2 separate regions of the Homo sapiens genome follow, and region 1 is linked to region 2. The links are chromatin loops, found by intact Hi-C in ENCODE. Cell type or tissue: K562. All regions are shown on one strand. Each heading gives the region's core, and the rest is flanking DNA. Links, peaks and the distances in the headings are about the cores only. Region 1 overlaps ELAPOR2 (endosome-lysosome associated apoptosis and autophagy regulator family member 2). Region 2 overlaps ELAPOR2 (endosome-lysosome associated apoptosis and autophagy regulator family member 2).

Region 1 (8,692 bases), core at 220-8,219, 66 kb before region 2:
TTTGGTGCAGATCTTTATTCCTGCTTTTCTGTACTGTTGGGTTAGCCTCTTACTTGATTTTATTTTTGAAATAGCCATTATTTCACTACCTTTCCTAATCCCAAAACACTGGGGTACTCCACTGACTATATTAAATTTATGTACCTCTGGCATTCAAAACTCTTCAATGATCTGGCCTCAAACTGTTTTTCAAGTATTTTCTCTTACTCTCTATTCCCAAGGCAAACTGTCTCTTTTCAGTTGTTGTGATAAATCCTGTAATTTGTTTCTTAGTGTCCTTCTTCCTAATGTTCTGTCTGTGTAAAACACCTTTGTGGTTCATTCCCTGTTTCTATTATGTATATTGAAATCTTTTCCATAGATTGAATCTCTACTTCCTCTTCCAAGCCACTGTGGGATCTCCCAGGTTGAGCTAAATGTGCTCTTTGCCCTTTAAACTTTGTACGGTTTTTGTAGTAATTATCAAAATTCACCTTGCTTGATGGTTAGTTGCATTTATGTCTTATCTATTCTATAAGGAAGATACATACCATGTCTCATAGGTGGTTTTTGTTGTCGTTGTTTTGTTTTTTGCTCAGCATTGCTTAACAAAATTAGGGATCTAATTTTTTTAAATTCATCAGTCAGTGAATTCAGGTATGTTCTCTCCTTCAAATTGTCATAAATCCAGTGTACAACTGTTTCTTATGTATTGTTTTCCACTTATGAAATAGCTTTTTTTGTGGCTCACTTATGTTTCCCCGATTCCTTTTTTGTAGGAAATTTTCATTAAAAAATTTTAAGCTCAAAGAAAAATTGCAAGGCTAGTACAAGGAACTCCTGCACATCCTTTACCCAGGTTCACTGTTTACATTTTGCTCCAGTTTCTTATTCTCATTCTCTCTCTCTGTCTCATTGTTTGAACTATTTGAGAGAAACTTGGAGACATTATGGCCCTTCATCACTAAATAATTCAGTACATATTTCCTAGGCTGGGTGAAGTGGCTCATGCCTGTAATCCCAACACTTTGGGAGGTCAAGGCAGGTGGATCTCTTGAAGCCAGGAGTTTGAGACCAGCCTGGCCAATATGGTGAAACCTTGTCTCTAAATAAGTAAATAAAAATACTTTAGTACATCTTTCCATAAGAACAAGGTCATTCTTTGACAGAACAATAGCACAATGATTAAAATCAGAACATTTTACTTTGATGCATATTTCTGTCTGTAGTCCCTATTCAAATTTTATAAAGTGTTTCAATGATGACCTTTATAACTATTTTCTCCCCAATCCAGGATGCAGCCTAAGATCTCACATTGCATTTCTTTATCATGTCTCTTTAGCCTTTAGTCTGGAATAGTTCTTCAGTTACGTCTTTCTTGATGTTGATACTTCTGAAAAGTATAGATCTGTTATTTTGTAGAATGTCTGTCCAGTTGGGTTTGTGGAATGTTTCTTCACGATTAGATTGACATTATATGTTTTTGACACAAATAACACAGTAGTATTCTTTCCAGTGCATGATACCAGGAGGCATGTGATATCATTGTGTTCCATTATTGGTGAAGGTAATTTTTTATCATTTGGTTGAGTATGACAGGACTTTCACTATAAAATTACTGATTTCGCTTTGTAATAATTAGCAATTTGTGGGGTGATATAGTAAGACTGTATAAATATCCCGGTCCTCATTAAACTTTCGATCACTAGTTTTGGCAACCCTTTAATGGGTTTCTAACTTTGTCATTCTTTCTCTGCATATTAATTGACCTTCTATTGAAAAGAAAGCCTTTCCCTTCTTCCTCATTTATTTATGTCAATATGCACTGATGGATTCTTATTTTAGTTAATAGTTTTGATTACTTATTTTGATGCACAAATTGGCCTAGATTCAGCTATTGGAAGCCCCATCGAGCTAGATGCCATGTTACTTTACCTGTTTCATTCATTCTTTGAGCACTTCTTTACTTTTTGGCACAAGCCGTTCTAGGCTTATCATATACTTTTCCTGCCCATCCCTCAAATTATTCTCTTCTCCAAGAAGCCCTGATTCCTTGAACCAAAGATGATATTTAGAAACTGACATCTGGGAACCAAGCATGTTTGTTCTACTGAGTGTTCTTTTTTCCCCTAGATCTTCCAAGTAGATAAATCTAGAAAATGTGTGTTTATGTCTGCATATAAACGTGTGCATATCTACCTCTTTATCTTATTTCATTCCATATCTGTTCATATTAAAAACTACAAGTTTGTGCTGGTAACATTAATTCCACTTGAACAGCACAGTGTACATTCATGTCTTTATCTTTTTTATACTTGTAACTACTTTCTCCAACAATGAGAAACCTGGTTTCAGTTATACTCAGTGTATATACTCATTTGCTCAAGTCTAGAATACATGGAAATTGGTTTCAGAATTGTTGGCCCATACCACTGCAGAAAGCAAACCTACTAACTAGGGTTCTGTATTTGTTTACTTTTTTGAGGTACAGTGTACATACAATCAGATGCACAAATGTTAAGTGTACAGTTTCAGCTTTGACACATGCACATATCTGTGTCAAGACAGGGTACTTCTATCACTCAAAACACTCCATTTTCTTTCCAGTTAATTCTCTCTCCAACTCTGCTGCCCAGAAGCAAACACTTTTCTGACTCTTTTCACCACAGTTTAGTTTTGCTGGTTTTAGAACTTTATATAAATGGAATTATACAGTACATACTTTTGTGTGTGTGTCTGGCTTCTTTCACTCAACATCATGTTTTTTGAGATTCATCCACATTGTTATGCATATCAGCAGTTTGTTTCTTTTTATTGCTGAGCAGTGTTCCCTTGTATAACTGTACCACAATTTACCTATTTTTCTGTTGATGGACATTTGGGTTGTTTCTAGTTTTCAGCTATTTTGAATATAATAAGTGGCTGTGAATATTTTTGTACAAGTCTGCTTTGTGGACATTATGGTTTTATATCTTTTGGGTAAAATCTTGAGTAGAATGGCTGGACCATTGGATAGGTGTTTATTGAGCTGTATAGGAAACTACCAAACACTTGTTCCAAGTTGTTTTCATTCCTATCTGCAAGATGAGTGTTCTAGTTGCTTCACATCCTTGTCCACATCCTGAGTTTTCAGTCTTTTTCTTTCTTTCTTTCTTTTTTAAATTATACTTTAAGTTATGGGGTCCATGTGCAGAATGTGCATGTTTGTTACATAGGTATACATGTGCCATAGTGGTTTGCTGCACCCATCAACCTGTCATCTACATTAGGTATTTCTCCTAATGCTATCCCTCCCCTAGCCCCCCACCCCCCAACAGGCCTTTTTATTGTGACAATTCTAGTGGATGTGTAGTGGTGCCTCATCGCGATTTTAATTTGCATTTCCCTGGCAACCAATGATTAAATTACTTCTGTAATTGATTAATTAAATTATTAAATGACTTTTTAATGTGTGTATTGGTCATTTGTATATCTTTCTTTGGGAAGTTTCTGTTGAAGTCCTGTGCTGATTCTAAATTCTAAAACTCATTCTGGTAAATTTTAGCCCCGTGTATGTGCTAAAAGGTTAGCTAGCAGTGGTTTATGAAATGTGATCACAAAAAGCCAATTTTTAATTGAATTGTAGAAGCTTTTAATATATTCTGAGTGCAAATTCTTTGCCAGAAGTATGTTTTCAGAATATTTTCTTCCAGTCTATGACTTGCCAGTTCTGTTTTCTTAATGTCATGTTTTGGTGAGCAGGAATTTTAAATTTCAGTAAAGTCTTATTTACCTTTCTTTCTTCTTTTATAATTATTGCATTCTGTATTTGGTCAAAGAAATCTTTCCTACTCTTGATCATGAAGATAGTTTCTTGTTTTCCTCAAAATGTTTATAGTTTTAACTTTAACACTGAAGCCTATGACCCACCTTGAATTAAACTTTGTACCTAGGTATGAGAGTAGGAATTGAAGTTTATTTCTCCATTTGGATATTCTGTTGTTCCAACACCATTTGTTGAGAAGATCTTTTCTTTCCTTACTGAATTATTTTGGCACCATTTTGGAAAATCAGTTGTCCACATCAGTGAGAGTTCTCTGAATAATTTTAATTACAAATATGGCTTTGATTTTCATTGAACTGTTACTCTATATTTCAAGCAGTATTCATAAAAACCTACATTCAGCTTTTACCTAGGGAAATCCTGTTGTGTTCTGAATACTCTTTCCTTCAAATGCCAGGACAAATCATTGTGTTTTTTGCTGTTAGGTGAAATATGTCATGTGTGGATCTAGCACATATGCCATTTTCTTCTCTCAACATTGTCCTTTTGCCAATATAGAAGGCTTCCTGGGTAATTCTTTTTTAGCCCTATTGAGGAAACACAGACTTTAATGTCATAAAATAGTGCTTCATTTTTATCAAAGCATTATGTGCCATGATGCTTATAGTAAATACAGTAAAAGCAATTGACATGCCTTTCTTTTTTTCCTTTTGTTCATTTGTTTGGTGTATACGTATTGAGCTTCCATTATAAACTGTCTCACTGTGGGCCCATAAGGATTAATGACAATTCATTTTTTGTGGTCACATTTCATAAATCATTGCTAGCTGACCTTTTAGCACATAGACAGGACCAAAGTTTGCCATAATGGGCACCTTGCACTCAGCCCATACAATATGCACAGAGGAACCCTTCTCCTACTCCTTGAAAGGATTAGGAAGCTGCCTTGGAGATCTCATTATTGGTAGCTCTGGGCAGTTGCAAAGAGGGGTCATAGCTCTCCTTCCTACTGCTTACTATGTAGGATTTATTTTCCCAGGGTTAGCAATTTTCTTTGGGGTCTGATATTCTTTAGAGAAAGATACTTAAAGTTGTAGATCATTTTTCTCTGTTCTTTCTCTTTTATGCATAGCAGTTTAGGGCCTCCTTCTCCGTTAATATGTCCGATGGCCTTCATGATGAGAATGCACTGTCTGTAATTAGCTGTGCAGCTGATGACGTGCCTCCAGTAGCCACCAGCATGTGACCTTGATAGTATGTAAGTGTTAGGAAAAAAAGTGTTGGTTGGCTGTTATCTCTAATCCACCACAGCTGAGCAAGAATAATGGCAGATGACAGGGCAGGCAGGCTGAAAACTCCTATGAAGAGTTGCTTTCTGCAGCATCTTGTGTACAACAGCCTGTCAAAGACACTTAGAGTTTGTGGTGGGAGCTCCACATGGCTGACAAGGCAGCAGCATTATGTTTGGTGTGTGGACATGTATTGAATTTGTATTAGCTTCTTTTGTAAGGCAAAGTGAAAGTACGTAATGAAATGAGTAACGTGTATAGAAACATTGATTTTGTTTCATACTGGGGCACAGAGGCCAACCCTGTTCTCTGCTCTGGTGTTTGAATGGGGGCTGATCTTTAGCCTGCGGCTATTTTGCCTTCATTTTGGAAACAAGCACATTCTCCCTTTGTTGTCCCCCACCCATCCAGGAAAGAGAGGCATCTGTTGTCATATCCATTATTTATCTGTGAGAAACAATTTTACTTAATTATCTTCTCGGCTCCTGCAGGCCTGCCTTGGCCCTCTCCCTTTTGAAAGGATAATAGGACTCGATGCTGTTAATATGTTTTAATTAGTGAGCTCATGGCACAGCCAGTACCTCACACTTGACTTTTTAGATGGCTTTGTAGATAAGAACCTCTGCAGCAAAAAGGGAAGCCTGGGAGTGTGCAGGCTTCCTTTGAGCCATGTTCAAGTCTCACAGCAGCTAAGCGAAGTGCTTATTTTCTCAACACCATTATTCCTGTCTGACTCTGCCAAAGTGACAGAGATTGCTTTCTAAGTTACTTCATGTGGCTTCTTTGCATTGTTGGGAAAATGCTTTATTCTCAGAGGCTGAGCTTCTTTATTTTAAAATAAGGCATTTGAACCACAATAAGCTTTCAGGCACTCTTGTGCTATAAGTTTACATTCCTTGATGAATGTTGAGATTCTGGAAGCCATATTTGCAAGTTGTATTAGCTCGTTCTCACATTGTTATAAAGACCTACCTGAGACTGGGTAGTTTATAAAGAAAAGAGGCTTAATTGACTCACAGTTCCACAGGCTGTCCAGGAGGCATGGCTGAGGAGGTCTCAGGAAACTTACAAGCATGGCAGAATGCAAAGGGGAAGGAACCACATCTTCACATGGCCAGCAGGAGAGAAAGCGAAGGGGGAAGTGCTACATACTTTTAAATAACCAGATCTTGTGAGAACTCACTATCATGAGAATAGCAAGGGGGAAATTTGCCCCCATGATCAAATCACCTCCTACCAGTACCCTCCCCCAACACTGGGGATTACAATTCAACATGAGATTCTGTTGGGGATACAGAGCCAAACCAGATCCCAAGCCATAATGTCAGAAGCTCTCAGATCCAAGGAAAGGGGTTCTTGGCTGGTACCATATACATTATGGCCTTGGGAAAAGTGTGGGTTTAGCTGACCCCTGCAATATTAGCCTGTCTTTGCCTTGGTAAAAATGTAGGGCAGGGTTATTTTAACATCTTATTTCTTCCTTATCAGAGAAATGCTCTTTGTGTTATCAATCCCATAAAGAAGGGCTTGCTAAGAGATGGCAGACCTGTAGAACCTGTGTGACTCTACCTGTCTACCCATCTAAGGACTGAAGAATTTCTGGGAGAGCAAATTTATGATGTAGTCATTACCTTCTTCCTCCTCTTAGGAGCGCCATTCATCCTGTTTGCCTCTCCAAAATCAAGCCCTAAAGCCAGGGAATGTCTAGTCCAGGATGTAGCATGGGAGGTTTTGAAGGAGTGTGGTTCATTTCTCACCTGCAGTTACTGTTGGCTGGCAACTCACAGAAGTGTCCCATGCTCTGCTACAGTGAAGTGCTGGGGGATGGGGTATCTAGCCCAACATGTGCCAAAGCTTCACAAAATCCTGAAAGACTGGGAGTGAGGGGCTGTAATTTCCTGAAGTACTCAGTGTTAAGGATACAGTAGGTAGTTGAGTGGGAGGCATTGGTGGGCTTCCCTGGGAACTCTACCCCCAATGAAGTGAGGAGACACATGCCTGATGAGGGAGTGTTCTGCCTACCCCTGCTGGGGTCTAGAAGAGTCACAGAAATTCCCCTCTCAGAATCTTGTGTGCCTTCATGGAGGAAATGATGCCTGGTAGCATCCTTTGCCTACTCTAAGAAAAGTTGAGTGGTAGAAGGCTTTAGTATTTAAGCACTCATATAGAGGGAGCCAACCATTCTCATGGTAACAATTATATATCACTGGCATCAGATGGAGAAGTAGCAATGGCCACCAGAAGGAGACTGCTGCTGCAGAAGCCAACTGTGCCCTATCTTCCCTCTACCCCATTGCTTTCTCCTTGCTCTCCTCAACAGAGCCAGTGCATGGGCATAGAGGAAAGAGATCAGGCCACTTTCTCCCCTCCTCAGGCCACAACTAGTAACTGTGCATAAGTGTAATCCATGCTAGAGGGGTACCGTGACTTTAAACTGGACTGGGCTATAATTTAAACTGAAGGTGGCTAGGAACATTATTGGTTTGGACTGAGATATCTCTAATTGGCAAGTTAAAGTTTGCTGCCCAGCTGGCTGGGTTCCTTGACATACCATTGGTAATACTTAATGAAAAATGTAAAGTACTGTGAATGAGACTCTGCAGCCATACCTGACACAATAGCAGAACAGCATTGACTTGTAGCTCTGGTGGATCACATTTTACACCATTAAGCTCAGATGTCCATGGAAAATAGAGCTTCATTTTTCATAACTGAGTCTCCCTACAAGGCCCCTAGTCCACTGAATTAAAGGGGACAGTGGACTAACTTCAGAACATAAAGATAAATTTAGTCTGCTTTGCAAATTTAAATTTAGGTAACTCAGGTTTCTTGGCTATACATTTCTTCTTTTTGATATGATCCTCTGCTGTTCTCTGTAGAGGCATCTGGGTGAACTTGAATTGAGCAGGGCTTAGGGAACCTCATAGTGGAGGGGAAGAGAAGCTGTAGATTCTATGAGAACAGCCCTTGTATTCTGTGGCTCCAATAGCACAACATTGCCCCTTCTGAGCATCTAAAATGGAAGACTTTGCTTTATTAGGGCTCAGAGATCCTACTTGTTGGCTTTGCTCCACCTCACCCTGGCTTGATGTTGTGGATCTTTGAGGTTTGGCTGACTCCCTCACTATGCCACTTCCTCTGGCAAGTTCTCCAGCCAGAAACTGAGCTGTTTCCATGTCTGTTCTCAGATTTCTGAATATTTTCCATGCCTTACAGAAGTGCAGGTAGGCTGGAGCTTGCACGTTTAGACATTTTCTCCTACTGACCTCACGGCTTTCTTGGATTATTGTGGGGGTGACTGGTGAAATGGTCTGATTCATCCCAGAGTCCTGAACAGGAAGCTAGGCAGGAGCTTTTCACAGTACTTTTGGCTTATCCTTCAACCATTATAATATCACCTCTACTCTCTCTGGGACTAGCTTAACCAAGGGATATTTAAACACACGTGTCTCACTATTTGCTTGTCTCCCTCCTTTCTTCCTCACAATCAGCTGGAGGTCTAATGTAGTAGGCTTTCTACTTCTTCCGGGTGGACCAAGGTTTCCTTTATGTTAGGATGGTTTCCAGGGAACCTCATTTTGGAGGATAAGAATACACAATGCAGTATTATCCCTGATACACATGATCTTATTTAATTTTCCCCACAGTTCTGAGTTACAAT
Region 2 (8,692 bases), core at 179-8,178:
CTTTCAGTGATAAAAAAAGCTTTCAGTTTATCTACACGTTGACCATTAAAGGTATATTCAGGGTCCACATCTGCTTTTAAGTAGCTTAACACTTGCATTAAAATGGTCCTTATGCTTATAAAGTGAATATGACACTTAAATTCAATTAAAGTAAGTACCCTCAGTAGCTGATATTCTCTGGTATTTGGATGGCAATAGGGTCTATATTTTAGTTAGTAAGTCTTTAGGGAATAGCTCTTAAGGAGAACATTTTAATATTTGTAAATTGGTTGGGAAGAGGAGTGAAGAAACAAAATGATTTAGAGATGAAAGGAAGAACCATTTCTTTTGGTGGGAATATAGATGATGAGATCTTATTTTAACTCTACTCTGTTGCTGTTTTGCAATATTGGAAAGGTGGCCTAACTTTTTGATGTCTCTGTATTCATTGTAGACCTGGAAAAGTAGTGTCCCAACCCCTTGACATTTTGGAAGAATTGCCTGGAAAGCAAAAGGTGTTTGGTGTTAAAGATATCTGTAATCATTTGAATTGGCATGGCAAATGATTACCATTTACCCCCAAATAAAAATTTGGAACTTTGACTTTGGCCATAGCCACTTACTTTTGCATTTGGATTAAGTCCTAGGGAATGGAAAACAAAGTGGACTTTATTTATTTTTAATTTAAAATTTTACTGCTGCAAATATTATAAAGAACAGCTTTGTTTATTTTTATACTATTGGGCCTGCATGGTGAATGCAAGCTATGAAAAAGTTTGGGTAAGTTGGGTAGTTGTTTTATACTTTGTCTCCTTTCTGTGCATTGTCAGTGTTAGTCACAGTGTTAGTGTGCATTGTCAGTGTTCTCCCACATTCCTCTCTCTAATGAGCTAGGCTTTTTGTTACAATGATGAAGATAGTTTACTTAGAACCTCTCAGTCTTATGCAGTTGTCACTTAGGCTCCAGAGGTCTCGGTATGTTTACTTATTGAGAATTACTCATGGCCATTGTTTAGAAGGTATTGAACGAGGTTCTTGCAGTCTGTGCTGGGTACAGAATTTAATTAAAGCTGTTATTCAAGACACTTTACTAGGGCTCTTGTGTTTAATCCACAGATTCAAAATGATCAGTGCCAGGAGATGGACACCACCACTGACAAGTGGGTAAAACTTACAGACAATGGAGAATGGGGCTCTCATTCTGTAAGTCTCTTTGTATTTCCTTCTTCTTTGCCAATTTTTCCTTCTTCTTTTTTTCCCCAACCTTTTCTTCTTTCCCAACTTCCCCTTCCTTTCATAACGTTTTAAGAAAAGTATATTTTAAGAAAAAATATCAAAATTAACTATTAATTTAGATGATTTCTGGTTACGGAAAAAATTACCCCTAGCTTCATGGACTCAGCTTTCAATTTTCAGGGTCTTTTTCCTACCTTTTTCTTTCTTCTTAGTTTCCTTTTCCTTCCCCTTCCCATTGTAGTCTAATTTTCCTCCCTTTCAAAGGGGCATCCATGAGAAAGAAGGCTGTTCAAAACTAATATACAAAACATTTGAGTTTCTAAGTTTACAAATGTGCCTGTCATATGTGATCGAATTAGTGGCTCTTTTCATTGGAAGGATCTGTGAATTCCTTTTATCTTTCTCTGCGCTGTGCCCAACAAGTGATATTCAAGCTTGTTTTGTTGGGTACTGTGCTGTCTCCATTTGTTGGACAGCTCTGTTTATCACAAAATATCTCTTTGGAGCCTCAACCTGCCTCCTACCTATTTGCCACACATTGGTTAAAATTCTACCTTCTCTGGTTACATGAAGTAAAGTAACTGCCTGCTTCCTTACAGGACAGCTCCTTAAATGCTTGAAGGCAATTACCAGGTAACAATTCAGTGAATCTGTTATTATTTGAGGCACCATCTCTTTGGAGTGAGAGAGACATGGATTTAATATCTAACTCCGGTTTATAGTTGTGTTTCTTTAGGCAATTTGCTTAATCTCTTTGTGTCTGATGTTTTCATTTGCAAAATAGGAAAAATCTTGCATGATTAAATCAGAAGATATGTGGGAAGGGCCTAATATAGTGCCTACAATATAGATCAAGCTCTATTTCAATAAGTGACCATCAATCCTTGTCTTTGTGGTTGTAGCAGGTACCTCATCCTTGGGTGATTAATACAACATACCCTTTCAGAATATTTTTAAAAATCTGTATACCTGAGAATAATATTAATAACATTTAAGATCCGTATACCTTAACACCCAGTCAGCTGGGCTTTGAAGGTACAAGTAACCCTTAAAAATAAATATACTTTTTTTACTTAAAAAGGCTTAATACAAGGGAAAGTGCTTAATGCACTACTTTTACTTAATGTACTGCTTCACTGAAATAGTTGGGTGGATTGTAATTTTATACAGCTTGAATTTGTCCAGCCAGAGACTGTATAGAAGAATAAGGGGGGTAAATAAGAAAGCAAGGAACTCTTAAAATTAGTTCACTTACCTGTATGAACATGAAATTTATGAGAAAATTAGTTTGATTTTATAATTAGCAAAATATTCCAGTAGCAAAGGAAACCAATACTACATATAGTATTATTAATGTTCTAGAGTAAGAGAGTTAAATCAGATTATCCCTAAGAACATTCCTATTTTTTCTTGTTACTGTAGCAGTATTTTTATTAAATATATTTTTAAAAAGAAACAAACTCATTCTGTTGCCTTTTGTTTTCAGAACTCAAAGATCTTATAAATAGTGGCAACTTATAAATATACAAGTGGGCTGAGGGACTTTCACCCTCTAAAATGGATTCCTTTTAAATATAAACTAAGACTTCATGCAGATGGTTTGAGAATCATTTTTTGTGTTTGTTTAGACTTGAAGATTTCTTCTTCTTTTCTGTTTAATGTATTTTGTGGATTAGCAAACTCCATTTTTTTTCTTTTAAGAAAGTGTAAACTTCAGCGGAGGTTAGGTCAGAATTAACAGTGGACTTAAATCTGTGGGTTTTAAATTAATGGTGTTTTATTATATGGATTGAAAAAGTATGTAAGGGAGTAGCTTTTGGAAATGGCATGGCTTATCTGCCCTAAGTGCCTTTATGTTTCTCTTTATAGGTAATGCTGAAATCAGGCACAAACATACTCTACTGGAGAACTACAGGCATCCTTATGGGTTCTAAGGCGGTCAAGCCTGTGCTGGTAAAAAATATCACAATTGAAGGTATTTCATGGCATTCTGTTTTAGTAGTCACCAGTCACATCTTACAGTTAGTTAAAATATTTATTAAAGTTTTGGTTTGGCTGGCTCAAAGATTTATAGAACAGAAATTAATATGTTAGGGAATCATATAGGTCTGGAGACCCTGGTTTTACTCCCAAGAAATCGACAGTTGTTTTCTTTTTTTCTTGTACCCTTGAACTAAATTATTTAATCATTGCAAAAAAAGTAAACATGATGACAATTTTAGATGTCTGTAAACAAAAACAAAATGTCTCTGTGTTAATAAGACCCCATTATTCCTCCAAGAAATGTCTGTTGTGCCAGACATTGGGCTTACCAGGGAACTGATGACCTAGTCACTGCTATATCCATAAAAATAACAATAAACATCTTGACCTGACTCTTTCCTAAACCTTTTATGCTTCTCTGAGCCAACCGGGTAATTTCTGGCCCAGGAGAGCAGTCGGTGAACCCTGGCATGGTTCATTCTCAATTAGGAGTATTTTTCATTAAAGCAGTGATTCTCCTTTATTAAACTTTGGCTTACGTTTTAATATGTTCATTGTGGGCTTGTTCCTGTGAACAATGTGTTAACTCATTAGTCACTAGGACATCTGCTGGCAAAGACTGGAATTACAAACCAGAGGAGAAGTCAAGCCATTCCTAGGTCTTACCTGTGACTTAATAAGCAGTGGAAAAAAAAGGGAACAGGTTACCATAAGGATCAGATAATTATAGCCCTATAGAATTGGAGGGAACCTTAGGGTTTATCTCATTTTTGAGTTAGTGGAGTTGTCTTTTGACTGCTCAGTTAATACAAGTATTATACCTCTATGAAATCTTCATCTCTTATTTGTTTGCTGACTTGATTGTGCAGTTCCTTGTACACAATAAATGCTTTCTTAGTGCTGGATGAATAAGATAAAAGATTTGGGCTGACCTTACTGTTCATATATCTCCCTCACTTCTGGGTAGAAGCAGAAGTAGGTGCTGATTTGCTTATTGGTATTGGGTCCCCCTCCCATGCTCTGTTTTTCATTACTGCACAGGGGTGGCGTACACATCAGAATGTTTTCCTTGCAAGCCAGGCACATTCAGCAACAAACCAGGTTCATTCAACTGCCAGGTGTGTCCCAGAAACACCTATTCTGAGAAAGGAGCCAAAGAATGTATAAGGTGTAAAGACGACTCTCAATTTTCAGGTAGAACTAGTTTATACTCTGCTTTTTTCTTTCTAAATGTATGTTGGTCAAGTGTACATTTATAAACCAGAAGTCACCCATAAAGTATGACAGCAGTGGTGCCTGAAACCAAAGTGCTGGAGTGAATTGATGTTGAATGGATAAAATATGACATCTTATCCGTTTCTGCATGACTTTCCCCAGTATAGGTCTGTGATTTGTTTTTCTATTCCACACCCCACAGGTAGCTGCTATGGATATGTTTATACTAATCTAAAAATGTTTATACTTTTACATGATTTGTTGGTGTAGAGACGTATATAGAAACTTTTAATTTGTTCCAAATTTCCAATGTATAGTGATGATGGAAGAAATCTAATATCTTCTGGGAAAAACTGTGATATACTACTCCATGTGTATCATAGAAACACTTATTGCTCTAGGGAAAATAAAAATGTAGGCATTTATTTTCTTTAGACCTAGGTAGTTCTACCTAAATTGCCCTGGTAAGTTTATTTGTACTTTTTAGTTGCTTTTTCTGTTTTGCTTTTTTGCCTTTTCTTAGAGTTGCAAAATAATTGACCCATTTCTGAAACGCTTTTTTTATGTTGCAGAGGAAGGATCCAGTGAGTGTACAGAGCGCCCTCCCTGTACCACAAAAGACTATTTCCAGATCCATACTCCATGTGATGAAGAAGGAAAGGTACCAGCAGTGTTGCATCAACTCCATCCCATATTTTTGCAACCTTCTTTCCAATTTGAGCAGACTCTAATTTGTTCGTGAGAGATATTTATGACACACGTATGTAAGTGTAAAGAGGAAATTTTAGAGTTTAGGGTTTGAAGTCTGCCTTCCTGGCTTTGAATTTCACATATACCATTAAGTCCTGTGGGCAACTTATTTGATGTCTCTAGGCCTCAATTTTTTTATTTGTATAATATGGATGATATTGGCACCTACTTTATAAAGCTGCTATAAGAACATTCAAGATATTTAATGTAAAGTTCCTAGCCCAGTGCCTGTCACATAGTGCTCAATAAATTACTGCTACTTTTAACAGTTACATTTTTTCCAGAAGTAATAACATGAGAGAGAGCACAGCCTTAAAATGTGTAGTGTGACTCACAGGATGGAAAGTTCTTATAACTTCTCTTTAATTATTTGGTTACTCAGTATGTTTTGTCAGTAAAAACCATGCAGCCATGGGCTATTCGGTTATGGCAGATTACTGTGTAATTGCATTGAGAAAATGCAAGTAAGTACCATATAAATGGCACATAGCCAGAGGAAAAATGCACACATGAGCTCTGCAGTTGACCTGCTCTCCTCTTAATTAAAGAATTAGCCTACAGCAGCCTGTGTCAGTGAGAGGAAACTGAGATCAAAGTGGCTGCTATGGAGCGTTGCTTCTTTATGTTTGCATCTTTGAAATAATGACATTTATTTTCTTGACTTAGTTTGGAAAGCATATATAGATGTCAGGGAATTTATTACTTTCTTCTCTTGTTTTTGCATCCCTAGATTCTAATCTAGATTGTTATATTAATATTATCTTAGGTCCTTAAGTTTTTTTAAGGAATATTACTTTGAATTGTTAAGAGCAAGTACATTCTAGTTTAAATTAGTGGCAAATTGCAATGATAAGAAGTACAACTATTACTTTCAGTAAGAACAGTAACTCAAACTAACAGCTGTTAACTGACAAGGAGTTGTAAAGTAAGGTCCTGATAGTCCTATCATAATGCCAAATAAGGGCTATTTTTTAGAAAATATATGCAGAGAGGTACCATTAAGGTGAATTGAAAAGTAATTTGGATTATGTTTGTTTAGATAAACTTTTCTTGGCTAAACCTGCCTTATTAATAAGTAAGGCAAAAGTCAATTTAGTTTATTTTATGTAATAATCAGTTCATCGTTACTGAGGGTTAAAGGAATGGGATCTAATGTAAAATAGGATCTCGTCTTATCTACAATGAAAATATGCAAAAGCTGTATTTTTATTAGTTAATTACATCCATGAGTATAATGGCAGTAAGTAGTGTGACAAAATCTGTTTGACCTGGGCCTAATGGATGCAAGACCGTATATTAAATGTATATGCAGAATACGCACATATGCATAGACACATATATGTATATGGGTGTATGCACAGGCATGCGGTGTACACACATACACACAAATTATGTTTTTCTGTTGTGTCTGAGTGAAATTTGAACATGTTCTTGGTATAGAAGAAAACAATGTGCTAGTACTTTATAAACTCAGTGTTTTTTTAAGAAAAGTGATTTAAGACATTTCAAGATAAATGTTTCTAGCTTCAGAAGTAAAGCAATGGGGACTTAGTGAAATAATATATGTAATGAACTTTAGATTGCATATGTGAATTTGAAATTTTTTGTGGTAACATTTTCATTTGTTTGGTTTCATCTTTTAAAATGGCATTTTAGTGGGGTAAAGTGGCATGCACCTGTAGTCTCAGCTACTTAGGAGGCTGAGGCATGAGGATTGCTTGAGGGCAGGAATTTGAGGCTGCAGTGTGCCATGATGGCACCTGTGAATAGCCACTGTACTCCAGCCTGGGCAGTGTAACAAGACCTGTCTCTTTATATAAATACATAAATAGATATTTTATTCTTGCTGAGAATAGCCTGGTGATTTGCCAGTGGTTTAATGATGTTTCTCGGGTTGTTCAATGACTATGTTTTGGTTCTCTCTGTCCTGTTATGTTCTCTTTGATCTTATTTTGCCCTACTTGGAGAGGATCGAGTTGATTGACAAGGAAATCAGCTATTGAGGCATATAGATTCCAAACATTACCATCGACATGACATAGGAGTGTTACAAGTTTTCTGTATTTATTTTGAATCTTAGTTTAAAATAGATTGCTTAGATTTCTTTCTGCCTGTGGGGGAAGTTTTTCAGGAAAATTTTAATTGGTAATTGAAATTATTCTAATCCTAATTAAGAGATTCTTATAAACATCATGAAAAATGTGGAATGGCTTGCTCATTCATACTTTTAGTAAATCTTTACTGAGCACTGGTTATTTACAGAATACTGGGTAAGGAGGGCAGAGCTAAGGATAGAAGAAAAACGTAAATTTCTCCATAGATGTAGAGCAGTGGCTGTCAAACATTAGTGTTCATCAGTCTCACCTGGAAGGCCCTGTCCCAGATTTTCTAATCTAGTAGGTCTGGAGGAAGGCCTGAAAATTTACATTTCCAGGAAGGTCCCGGGTAATTCTGATTCTGCTGGTCCAGGATCTCAGCACTTAGAGAACCACTGGTCTAGACTCTAGAGGAAGAGATAAACAGTCAATCAAATAAAATGAATTATTATTTCCAATTGGGATTAGTGCTACAGCAGAGAAGTTTGAATTTTATGAGGTTCTTACCCAGTCTGGGAAGGCCTCAGTCTGTTTTTAAAACTGGGCAAGGCCAAGGAAGGAGAGCATTTTTGATAGAGGGAGCGGGATGGTGAAGACCTGACATGGGAAGGAGCATAGTGTATTTGAAGAACTAAAAGGATGTGTGACTAGAATGTGGGGATGTGGGCAAGGGATTGCATTAGGTGCAGTTAATGACATAAGCTATTGCTAGAAAAGGCATGGTTTCATAGGGCCATATTAGGAATTTTGGCCTTTGTCCTAAGAGCATTTAGAAATCACTGCAAGTTTTTTGGTATCAGAGTGATGCAATGTGATTGGATTTATACTTCATATAGATCCCTTTGGCAGTGTTTTATATACAAGATTAGAAGGGGACTAGAGAGGATATGAATGAACACTTAGAAGTCTCATAATGCCCTTCTCCCGGTGAGAGAAGAAGGAAGTGAATGATGGTAAAGGGAATAGACAGAAGAATATGGATTAGAGAAATAGGAAGTAAAATTCACAAAATGTGATGGTTGATAAGATGGAGGGGGAGGAAAGTGTTAAAGGTGGGTTGGTAGAGGTACTATTTGGTTAGAGAGAAGGTCTGGAGGCGAGGAAGGAAAGACCATGAGTACAGTTTTGACCAAGTTGTGAGATGGGGCAAGAGGAGATATTGGAAGGGCCATTATGTACATCAGTCTGGAGCTCAGTAGAGCATCTGGGCTAGCTATGTGAATCTGAGAATTATAGCAAATAGCTGGCAATTAAAGCCTTGGGGTTGGGTAAAAGTTTGCAGGGAGATCATAGAGTGGGCTTAGAAGTAAGCTAATGCTAGGAGAGATGAACAGGGATGGTGCCTGAGGAAAATGGCTGGAGAAGTGGGAGAAACCAAGGGAGTTACTGCCATAGAGTATTTGCAGAAATTAGAGTGGTTAAGAAGGCTGATA

What was found. A loop is a pair of places that touch in the nucleus more often than their neighbours do. Peaks named below come from ENCODE experiments on the same cell type or tissue, not always from the same donor. Only the 100,000 strongest peaks of a DNase experiment are listed, where the experiment ranks them.
Region 1: it touches region 2 in a loop (2.4-fold over the local background); 11 of 110 quality-filtered maps call a loop at or near these places.

What each region holds. Positions count from the first base shown.
Region 1 is chr7:87,000,972-87,009,663 of GRCh38, reverse strand. The region is part of intron 1 of ELAPOR2 (endosome-lysosome associated apoptosis and autophagy regulator family member 2); the gene reads left to right. Among named protein-coding and RNA genes, the nearest start is that of ELAPOR2, 54 kb to the left of the region's middle. In K562, for the core only: no CTCF peak of the experiment used is centred there; a DNase peak (open chromatin) is centred at 5,013; H3K4me3 peaks cover 339 bases.
Region 2 is chr7:86,934,508-86,943,199 of GRCh38, reverse strand. It overlaps ELAPOR2 (endosome-lysosome associated apoptosis and autophagy regulator family member 2), which reads left to right. Exons shown (of 22, transcript NM_001142749.3): 5 at 1,096-1,182; 6 at 3,085-3,190; 7 at 4,240-4,392; 8 at 4,986-5,074. Among named protein-coding and RNA genes, the nearest start is that of ELAPOR2, 120 kb to the left of the region's middle. In K562, for the core only: a CTCF peak has its summit at 3,819; a DNase peak (open chromatin) is centred at 3,819.